Regions from separate parts of the Homo sapiens genome. Here region 2 is linked to region 1. Evidence: chromatin contacts called from ENCODE Hi-C data. All regions are on one chromosome and are shown on one strand. The core of a region is the stretch at or near the end of the contact, and the rest is flanking DNA. Distances in the headings are between cores, read along the strand shown. Region 1 holds the start of IFTAP (intraflagellar transport associated protein). Region 2 holds the start of ELP4 (elongator acetyltransferase complex subunit 4).

Region 1 (3,478 bases), core at 1-2,500:
TCTGGGGTCTCCATCTCACGAATTTCTATCTTGTTGTCCTCTAAAGAGATGATGTTGCAGATCATTCTTTTTTGATTTTCAAGCTGATAGCCACCAACAATAACAAATTCATCATTGTTAGTTTGAGTCAGGATTGCACTGGAGACAGAGATTCCTCCTGGCAAGACTGTGCAATTCACAGCTGGGCTACCCAGGGGAAGATCAACCCTTATTCTGTACAGGTTGGCAGGCCGGATATTATTGGCAAGTGAATGTCCTCCTAAAATATAGATGGTGTCATTTTTGGCAATAGAGACATGAAAAGATAGCCCATCCTGAAGTTCTGGAAGAATGTATGATGTAGCACACCCAAATTCAAAATCCACCAGGAAAACACAGGGCAGGCAGTCAGCTACACTATTCCATTTTTCTGTGGTTCTGTGGGTAGAAGGCATGTATGAGCGTCCTCCAAAGAGAACACCCATACTTTTCCCTCGGCTGTACACCACATTAATGGAATGACCATATCTGGCTTCAGGAACATCTCCTACCAAGTCTTTCTCTGTGCAGCGAAAAGTAACCTTTTTGTTGTTCTTGCAAACAATAGACATGACATAAATCTTATCTGAAACCTCATTGTTTGGTGTTTTCCCTCCATGGATGATGTATTGATGCTTTTCAGACTCCAAGCTGCCTTTGAATGTGCAAGTGGCTGGGTAGCGAAGAGGAGGGAGGTAGCAGGAATCCTTAGAGAAAATTGTAGGCTTCAGTTTGACATGGTTATGCTTTACATCCAGATGGAAAACTCCAGTGGGGCAGGATCTTTTGGGCCAGCCTTTTTGTCCAAAGAAGAAAACTTGTCCATCAAAATTCATCAGTGAGAAGCCTGGCTGAATTAAGGCTATGTTATTACTGACTGTTACCATCTGCAGAGACATAGTTTCTGATGGTACGTAGATTTTTGTCTGAAAGAATTATAAAATAAAATGACTTAGAGATCGCTTCATATAATCATCGTATTTAGATTCCTTCACATGTGAATAGCATTTTTTTAAGTCCTCCCACACGCTTGCAGTGGGACTGAATGAGGAAAATCCAAGGAGTTAGGTCAGTAAAGAGCCACAGAACCTTTACTGCCATTCCATCCAAGGAGCTGGGACATGTTTTAGCCACGGACTATATGCTCCCTAGGATTTCTGGGAATTGTAGTCCTTTTCCGTAAAGAGTCACCATGCGTCAGCTGAAAGAACCACATTTCCCAAGAATCCGTTCTCTCTGGGATGTGTAGCTTTGGAAATCTGTCTTTGTTGCTCTGGGAGAGGGGACTCCTGGAATGTGTCTGTGAATAAAGACTAGCCGAAGGTGCGAAGTGACTAGACGGGAGCAAAGGAGGAAAACTAGGGAATGGGAGGTGAGAGTGGCTGACACCGACCCAACGTCCGGGTTGCCGGAAGGCTGCAGCGCCCGGAGCGGTGTCGGGCAAACCGCTACCCTGGTATTGCTGGAGCCTCTCCTGGGGACTTTTGAACAGGTGACCCGATAGGAAGCACAACTGCTTCTGTTGGAGTGCGGTTACCTGGAGACCGCAGTCTGAAGGGACTCCCGGCAGAGATGTCGTTACGGTGTCCTGCCTGTCTGGATGCTTAGGAGCGCGACTCAAAACTACACCCCTGACGACCCTGGAGGTGCTTGGGGCGGGAGGTTGAAGGGGGCACCGAGGTTACAAAAGCCGTGACTGTCTTACAGAACCGAAAGATGGATCTTTGAATCCCTAGAGTGCAGGGGAGACATTGCCTGTTAAAGATGTTTACCACTTCTACATTTAGTAATAGAAATACAGTTATTAGGTTTTAACGAGTGCACTTTGAAGGTCCTTTGTTTTCTTCACTGTTTTTACTCCTGTTTTTAGGGTTCTTTTAGGGAAGCAGAGAAGGTTCCTAAACACATCTTCTTTTCATCTTCATTCTAGGAAAATAGAGTTAGTGGCTTTTTCACATCTTTCCAGTCCAAGAACTTTTGGGTAATTCTTTAATAATTCTGTAGTAAGTAAGCAGGGACTAAGCATAGAAGTGTTTGAATTATTCAGAATTTCATACTTGTGTTACAACAAAAAGAATATTTACTAGATGAAGGAAGCTTGATAAATTTCTATTTTATTATTGTTTACCTTAGAGAGTTGTGGAATACACTCCGTGTTTGCAGTGTGATGTCCTGTGCACCAAATGTTAAAGGAAACAAAACATAGCACAGATTTCTTGACTTTTAAGAGTTAATTCTTAATATGCTTCAAAAGCAGTATAAACAATGGCTGAGTGTGGACTCTGAATGCTTACTGGCTGGATTCAAATCCTGGCTCTGCCACTAACTACATGACTTTGGGCAAGTTATGTAACCTCTGTGTGCCTCAGTTTCCTCATCTGAAAACTGAGATAATAATTTTACCAACCTCATATATTGATGTCAGTTATGATTAATAGTTGAATATACGTAAAGTACTTAGAACAGGGATTTGCATATAGTAGACGATAGTTATGATTATTTTAAAATTTACCAAAAATAAGGTCTAGTGCATACGCACCTGCCAGTAATGGCAGTTGATAAGGTTGGAGAGGATGAGAAGGGGCTTTAGGATATGGGAATCAGGTCAGTGGGTATAGACAGATAAACATTTGAACTAAAAGAATTGGATAAACATATATGATGAGGGTGCTGGTAGTAGTTAATTTATTAACAGAAGATAGTTAATATTTTATTCTTCTTGTCACCCTTTGTCTAACTGGGGATAATCTTGGTATATATTCACTGGGCTGTTTTGAGAAATAAATGGGATAGCACGTGTAAATCACATAGAACAGTGCCTGGCACATAAACACTCAATAAATGTTAATTGATACTATAATTTATCTAATTTATCTTTATTCCTCCTGCAAAGATTCCTTGGACTATTTAGAATCTCTGGTCACTCTAATGAGATGGTAGTGTTTTTTTTTTGTTTTTTTTTTTTTTTGCTTTAAAGAACTTCTGTAGATCAGCTGTAATTTACTGCTAAATAATCTCTTGTAGTTATTATTTTCAGTCTACTTGGGAGACTCGTAAGGGGGTGATCTTTCAACAATTATCTGGTGGGTTATTAAAGCAGGTGAGGAAATGGTGTCTCAGAAGGATTATTATCAAAGTTATGAAAACAAGCCTGTCTCCCTCAGTTGTATATTCAGCAAACTGCCCTGCTTATAAAATAATCTAGGCAGTGTTTTATTTATATCATGGCCTACCCAAGCCTACATGAGGGAAGGCATCTGAGCAACTATGAAAAATGCTATTCATAGAAACTAAAAGGAGACATTATTGACCCTCACTTCAGAAAACTGTAGGTGATTACACTCAGCCTGAGTGATTATGATCAGAGAGTTGTCCCATTTTGGGTGGGGGGAACACCAAAGCCAAGGCCTGCTTGTTTCAAACACCTGTGATGACTGTTATTGAGATACAAGGCAAGCCA
Region 2 (3,478 bases), core at 771-3,270, 5.1 Mb before region 1:
TAACATGAATTTATAGCAAGCTGACTATAGTTAATAATCATATATTGTATTCTTTAAAAAAATGTAAACAGTGTAGATGTTATGTACTCTTACCACAAAAATGATAACTATGTGAGGTAATGCATTGCTAATTAGCTAGATTTAACGATTCCGGAATGTACATACACTTCATAGCATCATGAGGTACACAAAACAATGCCATCTGTCAAAAAATAATAATTATATGTAGCATTTCAAAAAGTTCACAGCATCAAAAATATTTGTAGGGGTGGGGGGACAGAGAGCATCAGGAAGAATAGCTAATGGATGCTGGGCTTAATACCGAGGTGGTGGGTTGATCTGTGCAGCAAACCACCACAGCACACGTTTACCTATGTAACAAACCTGCACATGAAGCCCAGAACCTAAAACAAAAGTTGAAGAAAAAAAAAATTCAAGACGTTTCTATCTGATATTGGACTGCTTTGTCACTTTTTCTTTTGGTCTTCCTAGTGCTTATTTACTACAGGATAAAATTAGCACATGCTATTTAATGTGTTCATTTTAAGTACTATGTTGTTTTCTATGTGTTAATTTTATCTCCTCCAGGTGAGACCATTTTTATTACCATAGGTCTAAAATGACAAGATTAAGTCCAAACAGACAGTAATCACTCAACAGCTATTTATTGAGTAACTTAAAGATTCAATATGAAAGCAACCTTGATCAAAGCTTTCCAGTTGATATATTGTGAAACAGGGTTTTTTCCTAAACATGATTCTAAAAAACAAGCAAACAAACAAAAATCCTCCCCAAATGAAAAACTCCAGTCACTATTTAGCAATACTAATTTCAATTTATCAAACAGAATCAGCCCAAAAATTTCAACAGGTCAGTGAGATTTAAAACAATTCGATGGCAAGAATTTCAATGAGGTTTGGCTCTAATTAAAAGGTATCACAGATCACTGTCAAAGTCAATAACTCAGTAGTGCGGTAATGATTTGGGAGTCCTTTTCAATTTAGACATTTGTCAATCATGATTGCCTTTAAACATCAGTTACCCACTGTCCCTGCTCAGTTTTGAAAAAAAAATTAAATACAAAAATACAACTCAAAATACATGTTTTTTCCACACATAAAATTGGTATTTTAGTAATAAACTCTCGATTCAGGGTTCATAAAATAAAGTAGGTATACTTCTAATTCTTCCTAGCAGTTTTTTGGGGGAAAGAAACCCTAAGTATTTTCTGTTATTTGCAGCTGCTTTAACAGCAAACGACAATTAAATGTGTGAACAAGGTTGTCAGAGTAACACTTGTCATTTACACCGCTTAGGAAAGACATCCAAGACTTCCAGAAACACTAATTAAAATTAACAAAAGCTTCTTATCGGAACTTGTCAGAGAGCTATAGTTTGTCAGACACAGGAAAACCAGATAGCCTCAAAGTTCAAGAGTTTTCGCTCTAAGGTTTAATTCCAAACCACCTACCACTAGGCACTAACGAACTAAGCCCAGACGCTCAGCAACCAACTCATTAAGGTAAGAGATCCCATCCTTTCCATATAACACAAAATTAAGAAAAAGACATCGTGGGGAAGGCGGAGTGAATTTTCTATCAGAAATCAGAAGATAAATGAGCAGGAAAAAAGTCTATCCTCACACACAGCGGAGAAAGGTGCTAGCAATTGCTTGATAAGCCCTAAGGGTTTATTGTTTCACCAACCTTTTCTTTAACTCAATGTGAATGAAGGCACTCAAAAGGAGAAGAACGTTACGTGATATTACCTACCTCGGGCCCCAAAGAACCCTGGAGACCCTCAACCAGGACACAGGTGGGCCTTTCTCACCTGGGCCCCGCCGAAGTCGACCGTCCTTTCGTAGGGCGCACTTTTCAGCAATACGCCTTCCGATTGGTTGGCTCGGGACTGACGTCTCAGTCCTATTGGTTACGAGAGCCGCGGTTGGGGCGAGGAGGCGGGAGTTTGGCACTGGTTCTGATAGGACGGGTGTTTGCGTTCCCAGAGTTCCTATTGGGTTAACACTGGAGGCTCTAAGATGGCGGCAGTGGCAACCTGCGGTAGTGTTGCCGCGAGTACTGGGTCTGCAGTGGCGACAGCCAGCAAGAGCAACGTCACCAGTTTCCAGAGGAGGGGTCCTAGAGCCAGCGTGACCAACGACAGCGGCCCTCGACTGGTGTCCATTGCGGGCACGCGACCGTCGGTGCGGAATGGACAGCTGCTGGTATCAACCGGGCTCCCAGCCCTAGACCAGCTCTTAGGTCGGTTCAGAGCGGAGATCTGGGCTCAGCCGAGGGGAAACTTAGGGAGGGGACCTGTCGGGGAAGCCACTTTGACCCCACATCTCTTTCTGACCCCTAAACCTTCGGAGGAGGAGAGAATAGCCTGGTCTGATTGAGATGGAGGGGAATACGGGTTGTGTGGAGACTTCTGAGCGCTGTTAACTAAACATGTTTTAGTGCCCTCGCTCTCTATTTCATTCCCTGCCCTCCAACCCCTTTTCATATTACGGAGGAATTCGTACATGCTTTTTACCCTGAAATGCTTTCTAGTCAAGGGAAGACATTAATTTATGGAGATGGTTTGGCTTTCATTCAGGATACCTCCCTTCTGCTTTCTCCAGGCAGCTCACGGTTTAGACCAGCCTGCAAAAGTTTTTATAATTGTGAGAGACAGACTTCATTAGAAGATGCTGGAAAAAAATGATTTCCCCTCTTTGACCGTCAGACTGCCTGTTCTCTGGTTCTAAATCTTAAAACATTTTGGCTTTAAGAGAGCGAATGTTAAAGGCTTATGTTGACACATAATCCTTATAAAGTATTTTGAGCCTGTCGTTGATATTTAGATAGTGTCTGCGTTAAATCTGTGTATATATTTTTTATTTTTTCTATATACATTTTGCTTCCCAGTATTGATTGCTGCTACATTCCATACGACATCTTTAAATTTAACTCACATTTTAACGAGAAAAGTCTAGTTCTTAGGCTTTCCTTTAAAATCTCTGGAATTTTTTATGAGAAGCCTGCTGAAGAATATGCTTGTTTCATAACTGTTATATTCAAAGGAATGACCAGATTAAGTTGGTAGGACAGATTTGCTGTGTTAATAAAGCTTCTAGATTAATTTCTGAATGCTGTTTCATTAAAACCCCGTCTGTGTTTACATAACTTTTTTCATAGTGTGTGATATGTGTCTGTTAAATCTTGTACACTTTCATAAAATATAACTCATTGCTTGTTCTTGTACTTCGTTTGACATTTCTTTCGGTTATTTTCCCCTCAAAGTAGGCTTTTCATAGGTTTAGTGCAGAGAAAGTAAGAAGACCAGCAACCTATGAGAAAGAGTATGGCTTCTTGATTCTCTCATTTCATTTTCCGGTTATTTCTAGATAAGTTTAAGTATTTTTCACTTAATTGTTTCAAATATATTTTCCTCCTGAGTTGCATGGTACTGTAAATAGAAGTGATTCAAAATATCT

The links. Hi-C counts contacts between places; a loop is a spot of excess contacts on that map. Pooled maps may share reads with other maps.
Region 2: a loop to region 1 is called in a pooled map, with 2.5 times the contacts of the local background. The contact joins the promoter of ELP4 here to the promoter of IFTAP in region 1. A Hi-C loop is called at or near these places in 3 of 50 pooled maps.

What each region holds. Positions count from the first base shown.
Region 1 is chr11:36,593,252-36,596,729 of GRCh38, forward strand. It overlaps IFTAP (intraflagellar transport associated protein), which reads left to right and starts at 1,251. Exons shown (of 6, transcript NM_138787.4): 1 at 1,251-1,341. It overlaps RAG2 (recombination activating 2), which reads right to left. Exons shown (of 2, transcript NM_000536.4): 2 at 1-944. The coding sequence starts at 917. RefSeq lists an enhancer at 1,158-1,297.
Region 2 is chr11:31,507,747-31,511,224 of GRCh38, forward strand. ELP4 (elongator acetyltransferase complex subunit 4) reads left to right here and starts at 2,021. Exons shown (of 10, transcript NM_019040.5): 1 at 2,021-2,261. The coding sequence starts at 2,039. It overlaps IMMP1L (inner mitochondrial membrane peptidase subunit 1), which reads right to left and starts at 1,876. Exons shown (of 6, transcript NM_001304274.2): 1 at 1,773-1,876. RefSeq lists enhancers at 2,014-2,903, 2,036-2,325.